Linked DNA regions of Homo sapiens: region 2 is linked to region 1. Evidence: chromatin contacts called from ENCODE Hi-C data. All regions are on one chromosome and are shown on one strand. The core of a region is the stretch at or near the end of the contact, and the rest is flanking DNA. Distances in the headings are between cores, read along the strand shown.

Region 1 (6,249 bases), core at 1,984-4,483:
TTTTTAGATAAGGGATTTATCAGGATTTATTTGCTGAAAGAACAACATGGACATGCTTCTTTTGGCCTAAATTAGACTTTGCATATTTTGGCAAGATCATATTGCACACATTAAAAAATATTCATTAATATACTGCTTACTATATGCCAGCCTTTGTTCTAATACTTTATATAAACTCAATCTCATCAACTCTGGTTCTCAAACTCTAATCTGTCTCAGAATCACCTGCAAGTCTTAAAACAGAGAAATCAGAGTTTCTGATTCAGTAGGTCTGAGGTGGAACTGGAAAATCTGCATTTCAATCCAGTTCCCAGGAGAAGCTGATGCTGCTAGTCCAGGGAGCACACTTTGAGAACCACTGCTTTACATCAAACTTATAAGAAAGGTATTATTATCATCACTGTCTTTCTCATTTTACAGAAGAAACATATAGAAGGTTATGCAACTTTCCCAAAGCCATCTTGCTCTTAGCAGTAGAGATGGGGTTAAATGTCAATGTCTGTCCTATCTTCTAGTTCACTGGTTGCAAACAAGCAGAGTTAAGGACTGGCATTTCCAATTCTTGTTTGCAACTATCAGAAATATCTCTCTCTCACACACACACACACACACACACACACACACACACACACACAGGACCTTAACTGACATCTGAGATAAAAGAGTAGAAGATGTTAACTGATGCCCATAGGGTGGTGAAGGAGTCTTTGAGGAACTCTTTAGGTCATTCCAATTAAGTATTATTTTGATCCTACTGGGGTGAAGCCAGGATCTAGAAATGCACAAGTATAAATGTATGAAATAACTAGTTAAATATGTAAAAGGGAATGTTGTTAAATAAAATGTCACAACTCAAAATTGAACTGTGTATGAATATTCAATGTCTGTTGTTTTAAATACATTTATTTTAAAATTTGAAATAAATTACAAAAACTAACAATATCCAGAGAAGATAACCTTGTTACATATGCTGCTTTTGGGGTTCCAAAGATGAAAATGACAATTCTTTCATCAGTCTGCTCAATTTTCACATTTTGATCTAATTTGTGGCACCTCCCTGGTTTCCTTCCAATAAACAACATCTTCCTTAAACTGGTGGCATTATGTTATTTTTGAGATCTGAATCACAGAGACTGTAATACAAGCAAGCATGCTTCATCTTGTCGTTTTGTAGAATGCTGTACATCTAATTAAAGCTTCTTACAGGTCCATAAAAAGACCCAACATTAAAAAAGCAGTGTGTTGGAGAAAGCCCCAGGGCAGAGTGGAAAAGGAGTTTCTTCATTAACTATAAGCACATTTGCTTAAATTCCAACTTAAGTAATACTATTAATTTGTACTTGAATATCTTAAAATATTGCCGAAGCATAATCAAATCATGTCACCACATTTATGGTGTGGAACCAAAACTGGGTCATATTCTTGCCAGCAGCACTTCAGCTACCCAAGAAATACTGGGGATGAATAAATGATTTACCATGTGGCCAGTACTGCGTCCTTCTCTAGAAGAGTATTGCAGCCAACTTCATTTAAATCAATTTATTATTTTGCCCTTTTTCATTTGTTTTGCTCTTTTATGCCTTGTTTTCCTTAGAAAATTTATTCAAAACCTAGTTAAACAGCAGCAATATAAATACTTTATTTTTCAAGAGCTTATATATTATCGTCATTGTTCTGTAGTTACTGATATAACTCAGGGACTACAGACCCAGGGGTGGAGGCCTTCGACCACTGGAAATCCCTTGGGAGACCATTACAGTGGTATTTTCTCCCTTTAGTTGGCTACAGAGTTCCCTGAATAGTGATATCTCCCTGAGGAGAAAAGTGCATGGTCTTCCTGATTTCTAGCAACAAAAGGACAAATTCTACAAATCCAAGTTAGGAGCTCTTGCTTAATATGCTGCTACAGTTACGATTTCCATGTCAAAATGAGATGACTCTTTTATGGTCTTTTCAGGTCAGAGTGATCCCAGGTGGGACCCTAAGGCGCAGAGGCCTAATCTGAGGCTTTCCCTGGTGCTCTCCCACCACCTGATGCAAGGGTATTAGGGTAACTGGGAGTCCCCTTGATCAGAAAACCCTATGTTATTACCCTAAGAATCAAACTGTTTGCACCTCCCAACAATCCACTCCTGCTTCCCAATCATCTTCAGACATGCAAAGTTGATGCATAGAAGCTAAAAGGCTTTTGACATTTGCAGGTCAACAGAGATTTGCTAAAACCATCTAGATTTCTCTTCGCAGTCCAGTCAATTCAACCAAGCCTGCAGCATCTCCGCAGCTCTTCTGGCTTGTGTCCTTCCTTGCTAGGGGTCCTTTCTTGGGGAAGGGTGGACACAACGTGGGAACAGAAGGGGAAAAGCAGGTTGAAGAAATCTGGCGTCTGGTTTGTTGGTGTTCCCTTCCAGGAACCCTGAAGAGCTGGTCTCTATTGCATGCCATGCTTCCAGGGGTGGGAGTCGGGAGTCCCCTCCCACCCTCTGCGGCCATCCCTAAGCTCCCTTCCAGAGCAACCTGGCCTGGCGACCATACCACTGAACCATCAAGGGCTATGGTTAATGCCCGGCGTGTTTTGAATCTCTGACTTCACGTGCTTTGATGTGTCCCCACGACCGTTTACTTTTCTATGCTGTTGCCAGAGGCTGCCTAGCAGGGCCTGTGTCTCCCGCTGACCTTTAAGGCCAGCACTGCATTCAGATGTTGGGCTTTTCCAATTTTGCTTAAATAACAACAAAATCAACCGAATTTTTTCAAATTAGAGTCCCAGGGAGAAGAAACTACAGAGAAAAAAATCATATTATGTATATATATGTATATACATATGTGCATGTGTGTATGTATATGTATTTTTACAATTTTTTTATCCTTGTTTAAACCTGGGCGGGAACCAAAGAGTAAAGCGCGTGCGGCTCCCTGCCCCCTGCCGCCAAGACGCAGTCCTGTACAGACGCGGTCCCTTCCCTCCGATTTCCCCTGACAGCTCGCGCTACTTTTTCCCGGCCATTGTTCCGTGTCCCTGGTGCTTCCTCCTCCCCCGTCCTCCATCCTCCTTGGGCGCCTTGCCCGCTTTGTCCCGCCAGCCGCCTCAGCCCCGACTCGCCGGGGTCAGAAAGCCGCCAGGATGCCCTCCAGCAGCCCGCGCGCCGGCCGCAGGTGCGCGCCGCCCCGCCCTGCCCTTCCCGCGGCCCCGCCCCAGCGCTGACGTCACAGTGACGCGCAGCCCGCGCAGGCGCAGCTACCCGGCACCCCCTCCCCGCGGCCGGCAGCCCGCTCGGTATTATGATTAGCGCTGGGTGCGGGGTTTCGGCGGCCGGGAGGGAGTTGTCGGCGCCGCGGCCGCTGCGGACGGACGCTCGCCTGCCGGCTGAGGTAGGGGCGAGCGCGGAGCGCGGCGGGGCGCGGCGGCCGTAGGCAGGGGTGCGGGGCCGGCCTCCGCCGCCTCAGTAGCCTCCGCTGTTGCCGGGCTGGGCGCCCGGGCCGGGGCGCTCGCCGCAGGCGGAAAGTAAGTTGCGCTCTCGGCGCCGGCCGCAGCGCGCGGCCCGGGAGGACGCGGGGCCCGGGCTGCGGTGGCCCGGACCCCGCGGCGCGGCCTGGCGGCGGGGCGGCGGCGGGGCCCGGCGGGAGCCGTCACTGCGGCGGCGGCCGCGGTCGCCTGGAGGCCCTGCCCTTGCGGCCGCGGCGGGATTGCGGCACCTCGGAAGGCGCCCGCATCCCCGCGCCCCGCCCCGGAGCGGGCCGAGTGCGGCGCCCGCGGGGCCCCGCGCCCTGGGCGCTTGGTAGGGTGTGTGTTCTTTGAATGCGTTTTCCCCTTTCAGAAGACTGTAGAAATCCGGCCTCAGCAAAAGGGTTCCGTGGTCAAACTGCTTTACAATAGAGTGGGGATGTTGTCTGTAGAGAAAGGGCAAAGGGGTAAGGAAAGAGGAGCAGTGCCATTCCCGAGGGAGAGCTAGAATTTTTGCAGACTGGGAGACTGGGAAATCTACGTTCTTTTCCATAGTCATCGCCTGTTGATTTCTTTCTGGTCCATTTTACAGGGACCTTCCTGCCTTTTACTTGGACTTGGGTTGCAGGAAAGTGGCAGCCTTTTATCTTCGGGGTTCTTGGAGCTGTGCTATTTGTAACTGTTGGATCGCATACAGTCCAGTAGTTTCATAGGGAGTTTCAGGCTTTGGGGAGAATTTAGCAGTGGAGTTCCTAAATCTATAGAGGTCTGAGGATATGGGACCTTTCAAACTGTCATGTTACTTTCCACCCCCCTTCCCTTTAATTATGTGCATTCTTAAAGTCTTAGGAACCGTGGTAAAGTTGACTTAATGCCTTAAACATTTTGTCAGGTTTTAAGGTGAAGCATGGCTTGCAAGTGTTGGACATCCTGTTGAATCTCCACCAAGTTCCTATCAAACATGAAATGCCTGAGTTTGGGCTCCTTGTATGGGATTGGAGCACTATGTCCCAAACCAGTCTTTAACTTATCAGAATATATACAGCAGTGTACTTTAAAGCCCGGGTTGTCAAGGCTTATGTAATCAGTTTGTTAATTTATAATCTCGTTACATTGCTTTCCAGATTTATAAAATAATTCCCTTAAGGAAATCTGTCCTCAACGTCTGCTTAAATATTTCTCTTGGAATTGGATTCTTGAAGAGGAATGTACTGTACAAGTGATGATTAAAGCATACTAATTAGACAAGTTTCTTTTTTTAAAGAACACCAAATACCAAATTTTTAATCTGATTATCTGTGTAATTGTCCTTGAGAGGAGAACAGGTGGACATTCCCATTTTACAGAACTAGAAATGAGAGAAATTACATGACATTTCCAAGGTCACATATTGAAGCAGTGTAGAAAGTCAGGTGCACAGTGCTAACTTTTTATAATACTCTCATCCTGAAGGCTTTTCAGGCAGGAAACTTTCAGTGCCACCTTTCAATTTTTTTTTAAATTTGTATAATCAGTTTTTAATTGTTCATTTTGTGCACAAAAATTACTCTCACCGTATTTTTTAATAATTCTGAGTATTTTTTTCTGTTTTACTGCAGTAAGATCCATTAGTCTAAAACATGCTAGAACTCAGAAGTTGTACTAATTTTATTTTTCTAGACCAGAAGTATAGGTTGGGTCTTTATGGTTTAGATTTAATCACATAATCCTAAAAGAAAGGCTTTTAAATGTCCTTATTAAAATTGAAGGGCTTTCGTGATATTTTTACTGGTCACAGGAAATACTGTTCATCTGAACTTCACTGTGAGTACTTCCCTCATACAGAAAGTGAAACCAAATAGAAAAATATTTATTTCTGGAGATACTGAGCAGCCATGGTTCTAAGTACTGGTATAAATAAGACATGATTTCTTCCCTGTAGCAGCTTGTCTAATCCTAAGAGCTCTTTACACTGCCCAAGAAGAAAAGGGTACAAATGAACTTTCCATAGGCCAGAATCTTAGGAATTAAAAACCGTAGATGAGAAACTCTAGACTTAATGTAACTGCATCCCAGCTGTTTGCTTAAAGATAGAGTGTTTATAACTAAGATGCTTTAGTAAGAAAACTGTTATTCAGAATTTAGGTATTTCCCAGTGTGTATCTATGTGCAGGTAAACTTAGAACAACTTAGGTGGAAAAATTGAGTGGATCCTAGCAGTTCTGAAGATAAACTTAACCTTTGATCATTTATTCATGGAATGTTTGTGTGTCTCTTTTGGTGGCCCTAGGGTAGAGGGAGGGCAGCAGTAGAAAAGTGAATAAAAACCAGTTCCTGACTGTAGGTTCTTAGAAGCTACTGGGGAACACCAAGGTAAACAGTAACAGTACGAACAGATGAACTGTGGTGAGGCATAGGGAAAAACCTGCAGAAGCACAAGGATGGCGGCAGTGAACAACCTGACATGGAAATGCTTCACAGAGGAGGTGATGGTTAAACTGGTCTTGAAGAATAGGAAGAATTCCCAGGCAGAGAAAAAGGGAAAAGGCTCAGGGGGTTCAGGGAGGGTGAGAAGACAAGGTCAAGTGGTGGGTGGGAGAAGAACATAGATCCAAGTGGGTGAAAGGGAGTTGAGAAGGCTGAGACAATGCAACTGTTCTTTCCTTAAAGCATTTGAAAAGGAAGGAGGGAAATGGGGCAGTTGCTTTGGGGGATGGAGGAGAAGGATTTTGGTGAGGTGTTTGTTTTGTTTTGTTTTAACTTTGGGAAGAGCTGGTATAAAATTCCTCAGATTTAATGGCCTCACGAGTGAGCACTGGAACTGTGTT
Region 2 (6,520 bases), core at 1,488-3,987, 480 kb after region 1:
TTCACCTATCTGTTTTCTTTGTCTAAAGCATTCTTTTAAAAAAATTCTTAATTTTGATATAGTCAGATTTGCCCAGTTTTCATCCGAGGGTTATGTTTTTGAATTATGTTAAGACACCCTTCTCATCCCAACAACACAAAGATATTCCCCTCCTTCCTTCCTATTAACTCTTTATTTCTGTTGGCTTTCACATAGCGAGGTCTTGGATCTGTTAGGTGTTTGCATTTGTATGTGATGGAAGATGTGGCTTTATTCTTCTCCCTGTAGTGAACTATTCTCCTCACACCAGCAGCCAAACCATCCTTTCTCCACAGATTTGTAGCAGATGAAACCTTTAATTTGAAAAAAGAAAGGATATGTGGTTAGGCTTACCTATGCGACCAAATGCTGTTCTATAGTGCTTGCCTGCTCACCAAGTCCCAGCTCTTTTCTGGTCCCCCAACATGCCCAGGGCTTTGTGGTCTCAGAAACATCAACAGGCTCTTCCCTGGTGCATGGCGGGCCCTTCCTCATCCTTCAGGTCTCACTCCAAGTATCAACTCCTTGCAGATGTCTTACCTGAACACCCTCTCATTTACTCTGTTACTTAACCCAATTGGAAATTATCATTTGCATTTGTTTACTTGTTTATTATCCACCTTTCCCTATTAGATTGTGAGTTTCATCAGGCAGAGCTGGGGCTGAGGGCAGAGACTGGAACTGCGTTATTGGTTGGTCACTGCCTCCCTCGTGCCTGGCATACGGCAGACTTGAATTAAAGATTCCTGGAAAAACAGAACAAATGAGCAAGTTTAATTGATTTTTCAGAGGCAATGGGTCATTAGATCGCCCTGGCATTGTCTAATAAATTCTCCTACCCTCTTTGACAACGTACAGAATTAGAATTAAGGTTTGTCCTTCAACCCCACCCCACTCAACACCTTTATCATTTGATAAAACATCTCAGTAGCTTGAGTGTATTTATCACACCTGCATTTATTCACAGTTCGATCTGAGAGCCCTTGTTAACTCCCTTAAAATATCTGATTGAATTTCATGTGGAAGCGAATGCCACAGATTAAATATATGTTGTGTTAAGAAGCTTCCCGTTTTATCACAGCCTGTGCACTGCCAGAAAAGCATTCTGCATGTTAATTAAGATAGCTGGGGGATTTTTTAAAGACTTCTTTTTCTCCCTTTAACTTTATAATGCATTCAGGGGAAGGGAACTAAGGCAACTATTTGCAAAGCTGTAAAAATCAGTGTCGAGTCAGATGGGTTGTGGGATCCCAGGGAGCTTCAGTGACGGGCCAGGGCACTGTCTGTGCATGTCAGCAGCAGGCTGAGTCTAGGAGCCGGCTGTGAAGGAGCTTGGAGAGGCTGAAGGGAGGAAGTTCTGACTTCTGACTTTAGTAGGAACAGTGCCCTTCTGGCTAAGGCTGGAATTTTGCCCAGGGAACAGTTAAGTAAGAGGTGGGGTGGGAAGTGATCAAATCCAAGAATCAAAGTGGACAAGATGAATTTGGATATGGAGAATGGAGAAATCTGACCTTCCTCCCAATTAGAATGTCAGTGTAGCCAGGACTGTGTGGCAAGACCAAGAGGGGGCTGCAGATGCCTGCTTTAGCTGCTGCTAAGATGCCAGCACATTGGCCCTGCTAATGGGCCCAAATTCAGAAGTGACATGAATAAAACATGGATTCTGAAGTTCTTCAGACCTGGATTAAAATCCTGGCTTAGACACTTGTCACTTACTAGATCTCATTTTCCTCACCTGTGAGATGTGCATAGGGACACTGCTAGGTTCAGAGACCCTGGGTACAGCTGGCACATGGCAGGCTGTTAGCATATGGCACTTACTGCTGTTACATAAGAACCTGTGTCCACCTCCTGCTGTCAGGCACTTTGCAGCACCCAGCTGTTTGGTCACCTTTTCACCTCCCTTCACCTCTGTTCTAGTCTTGGCTCACCCTTCAAATACAACTGGCCCCTTACGTCGGGTGACCTAGAGAGTAGTCCCTGCCACTTGCACAATCCCAGTAAGCTCTAGTTAGGAAAATACCCTCATCCAAGTAGTTCCAGAATAACACTGCTGTTTGTTTGGGACTCCCTGACCCATAGCTTAGGAATCATGCATGCGCTGGGGTGACACTAAGAGCAACAAGATGTCCATCGGGAACCACTGCAGTTCCTCCGCCTCCCTTGGCACCGTGCCCTGGGACTGAGTTTGATTGCAGCGCCTTTCCCAGCTGTGACCAGCAGGGGGCGGCTCCTCTCTCTCGTGTCCCTTTCCAGTATCCTGGTAGGGTTCGTTCCCTCCCCAGCCCACTCAGGCCTCCTCCCGGGCTCCGCCTCTCGGGCTCCCTGAGACACGGCCCCGGCTCCTTCCGCCTTCCTTGGAGGAGGCTTGCAGACCTGCAGGGCGGGGCCTGACTGAGAGCGGGGCGGGATCTCCTTCCGGGCTGGGGAACAGATGCCCTGGCGTCCTTGGCACTGGGTTGGCTGGTCCCTCTCCGTCCTGGCTCCATTCCAAGCACGGCAGGCCCCGGGAGGGGCCCAGGCTGCTCCTTTTTCCAGCCAGGACAGAAAAGCATCAAGGAACTCTCGGTCATGAGACACGCCCGTCAGAGAGGAGGCACATTCCAGGAATGACATATGCCCTGAAATGTCATATGCTCTGAGGAGGTGACACTCCCCAATGGGTGACACAGCCCACAAAGGGGACATGGCCCACAAAGAGGTGACATGACCCACAGGGGTCACATGCTCCACAGAGGTGACATACTCCACAGAGGTGACCTGGCCCACAAAGGTGACATGGCCCACAGAGGTGACACAAGCCACAGAGGTGACACAGACCACAGAGGTGACACACTCCACAGAGGTGACACAGGCCACAGAGGTGACACACTCCACAGAGGTGACCTGGCCCACAGAGGTGACATGCTCCACAGAGGTGGTATGCTTCACAAAGGTGATATGGCCCTCAGGGACACACTCCACAGAGATGATCCGGTGCACAGAGGTGACATACTTCACAGAGGCAACCCGGCCCACACAACAACTGTGTCTCAACCATACTAGACACCTCAGGTATCAGAACCTTTCCATGGCACAGCAGGCCATGGAGCAGGCACTGCAGTGTTCGCCCTACAAACCCGGCGACTCAGTTCCAAGACCCTGCAGTCCAGAGAGCAGCTCAGAGGCAACGGGCCGAGGCCAGCCCAGCCGTTTTGCCTAAAGGTGGCTGCCAACCCTGGGGCCCTCAGCCTGGGCCTCCTGTGTCTCTGACCTCCTGCCTATAGAAGTCTGTTGCTCTTGCAAGGCCAGTAGGTAGACAGAGACAAGCATCAGTGAGAGGAAGAGTCATTTATGATTTATGAATAATGAACTAATTTAATCCTGGGTTTCTCTTGTGCCTCCCATTTAGTAATTTGTTCCATTTCTTAATGGCTCGAGTTCTTTATCAGGCTGTGACAGAGGCGAGTGGTGAGTCATCACACTGGGGATCAGGAGGGTGACCTAGATATTGGCACTGGGAAAGCAGTCCTGAGAGACGAGCATCAGCTCCACCCTCCACTCCCTCTCCACTGTGGGCAGCTCTGCGTTGGCACAGCTCCTATCTCTGCATCAAAGTGGCAGGAAGAGGTGGCCGTTCAGTGGAGGTGGGTGTGGCTGGGGCTTGTCTGAAGCTGTGGTTCCACAGCAAGCCCCTTGCTTGTGCTTAGATTGGACATCAGGGGAGAAGATGGAGAAGACTGGGGTCTAGCCCCACTACACAGCTGCATTGAGAGGGAGACAAGACTTTGGCGTCAGGCCACTTGGGCTAAAATCCTGGCTGCCACCTCTGTCTTTGTGACCCTGGGTGCATTGCTTTACCGCTCAGAGCCAAGAAAAGATGCTTCCAACAGTGAAGGCTGTCACCTCTATCCTCACGCTGCTGTCTGGTTTCTTGAACCTGTTATTTCTTTTCTTTTTATTACACACAAGTATATTGAGGCTTTGGAAGGTTAAACACCTTAACGAAGAGAGCAGGAGAGTGGTCTGTGTACAGAGGAGGGGAGAGTGGAACCTGAGAAGGCCTGGAATCAGGACCCCAGGGTGGACCCTTGAGGGCCAGCTTTGCCTTGCCTCCTCCGTGTCATCTTGCATGGCATCTGGCCCCAAAGTGCCCTCACACAGGAGCAGGCAGGGGGGCAGCAGGGGGCTGGTCAGACAGCAGCAGCCACTGAGAGCACAAGGAAGGACTAAAGCCAGCAGGTAGGTGGGGAGAAGAAGTGTGGGCAGCTGTAGGAGGCATCTGTCATGTATTTGCATAGTTAGCCCACCCTGTTGGCGTTTATCCTGTGAAGCAATGGTTATTGTGCCCACTTTACAGGCAGATACACTTGGGACAGAGGAGTCAAAGAATTGCCTAAGCAGCACAGCTGGTGCGGGGTGGAATCTGCCTTCTTCCAGCCTCTTCTCTAAATGCCGTCCCACTGCCTCTTGCCAGTCCCAGTTCTGATAGGTGTGGGTGTGTGAGGCCACCTGCTCTGTGATGATGGGTGTCCTCTTCCTCTTCTAGTGCTTGGTGGTCTACAGATCGTTGCCAAGTACATCAGCCCCTCTGATTCTCACAGTATTCCCGGGAGATGAGTATGAACAAGGATTATGAAAGAGTGAGAGTGACAGAGAGAGAAAGAGACAGAGACAGAGAGATAGATTAATATTAAAGTATAATATACAAACAGGTGTGCATATTATAAGTGCACAGGTCTCTGGATATTCATAAAGACTATTATTTAACTTCATTTTACTAAAAGAAAACTTAGGTTTAATGATGTGATATTCTGAAGTCTGTTTATGTGTCAAGCAATGGAGGCAGTATTCCAGATTACATCTCTTAATGTCCATGATTTGAAATGGATTTTTAAAATATTTAAAGTTTTGATTTTGATTTCTTTTGAGAGCAATATAATTTAATGGAAAATGGCAATGCCTTTATCTTATTAAGTTCATTACCACAAGTGGTTATATGAGAGGGAAATCAGGTGCTTTAAGCCATCCGCTCTTCTGTATTAAAACTCTTTATTTGGGGAATGAGAGTTCTACTGAAGTGTCTTAAGTAAAATTTGATTAAACTTAAGTAAAATTTGTTTAAAACTTGCAAGATGAACTTCATGGTTAAAGTCTAAAGTTTGCAGATTCAGAAAGACTTGAGGAAGGAACAGTGTACTTGAATTTTTTTTTGTAACATTTAATTAGTAGTGCATTGTTTACATCAACACTTTGTGGAATATTTTGGAGACTCAACAAAGCCTTCTTAAGGGTGGCCTGATCCTCGGCTTCCAAGTCTGTTTTTTAGCAGTGAAATGGCTTTCTTGTTCCCACATTTCAAAAAGAGGAAAACATTTCTGTCAGTTAAGCGAAGGGAGAGAGGAAGGTCTCACAATTGTGGTCGTGGTCAGGGGCGGAGACCTCTCCCCTTAGGATGCTCTACTTTTCTCCCTAGGGGGAGGTGACTGGGAGGGGACCTTTCTTCCAAGGTTTGGGAAACCTGGTAGATTCCTGCCTCTCTGGATGCTTTAATGGGGTCCCTGTGTGAAAGCAGGGGCTGGGGGTGTGTTACAAAGTCCCTTCCAATTCCATGAGAGCAGAATTTAGGGCAATTAGAAATTATCCCACCTGAGTCATCTTTCCCCTTCAAAGTGGTGTCTGAGGACTTTCTCAATTGACTCTGGAACAGGAGCAGAAAAACCCAATCAATTAGCCAATATCCAGTGACTGAGATGGACTGTCTCTGTCTGGGAATCGCTGGGGAAGCAGAGCCTGGAAAGGAGATTCATCTGGCAGGGGAGGGAAGATGAACGCTAAGGACTGGGAGAGCTGGACCAGTCAAGCTGAATTGGGCCTGACCCCCCAGTCCCACTCATAGTTAGACTCCAGACTCCAGACTCCAGACCCCAGGCAGTCACTTGAGAGGTCCAGCAGCTATGGCATGACAGGCAGTGGCCAGAGGAATTGCTCTCTGCCCCAGCCAGGCGGGAGCTTGCTCTGCCAGCAAAACCTGCAAGTCATCCTGCTGTAGCTGCCGGCCTGCAGAGACCAGCCCTGGTGGCAAGGAGGAGGTGTGAGGAGGAGGGAGCCTCTGGCAGCTTTTTGTTTCAGGCTAGAACTTTCTAGCAAGGCTTCAGAGCTGTCTGACCCACCTGCTGACTTATTCTCCCCTGCATTCCACTCCCCAAAGGCCACATCCGTCACACGCTGGCTTCCCCAGCCCAGGCATTCTCTCCTCGTGACATTGAGGCTGTGGAATTGTCCCTCCCTCCCTGGATCCCTGAGAACCCAGGAAGCCCACTTTCCCTCAATCACAGGCACATGGAGAGAATGAATTTCGTTTGGTTCATGTAAAGTTGGCTGGGTGATTTTGTTATTTTACTGGAACTAGTTGCCCACCTTTAAAAACTGGGAACTTTCACATATAAGCCCAGACTTCCTGCTTCTCTTGAAAGCCACTCTGGTGACACCGGGCCTGAGTCCCCATGTCGTCATGGAGGGG

The links. Hi-C counts contacts between places; a loop is a spot of excess contacts on that map. Pooled maps may share reads with other maps.
Region 2: a map of ascending aorta shows a loop between it and region 1 (4-fold over the local background). The contact joins the enhancer-like site here to the promoter of SNRK in region 1. A Hi-C loop is called at or near these places in 3 of 168 maps with a recorded cell type or tissue (aorta, ascending aorta and endothelial cell of umbilical vein) and 8 of 50 pooled maps.

What each region holds. Positions count from the first base shown.
Region 1 is chr3:43,283,307-43,289,555 of GRCh38, forward strand. SNRK (SNF related kinase) reads left to right here and starts at 3,234. Exons shown (of 7, transcript NM_017719.5): 1 at 3,234-3,369. RefSeq lists an enhancer at 2,974-3,474 and silencers at 3,079-3,478, 3,719-3,768, 6,180-6,249.
Region 2 is chr3:43,767,379-43,773,898 of GRCh38, forward strand. No RefSeq gene overlaps it. Among named protein-coding and RNA genes, the nearest start is that of ABHD5, 80 kb to the left of the region's middle. RefSeq lists a silencer at 2,149-2,328 and enhancers at 3,087-3,586, 5,953-6,479. Within about 2 kb of position 2,738, at least 24 of the 41 ENCODE cell types and tissues checked have a DNase peak (open chromatin) inside an H3K27ac peak, as active enhancers do; they include ascending aorta, where a contact is called at or near this core.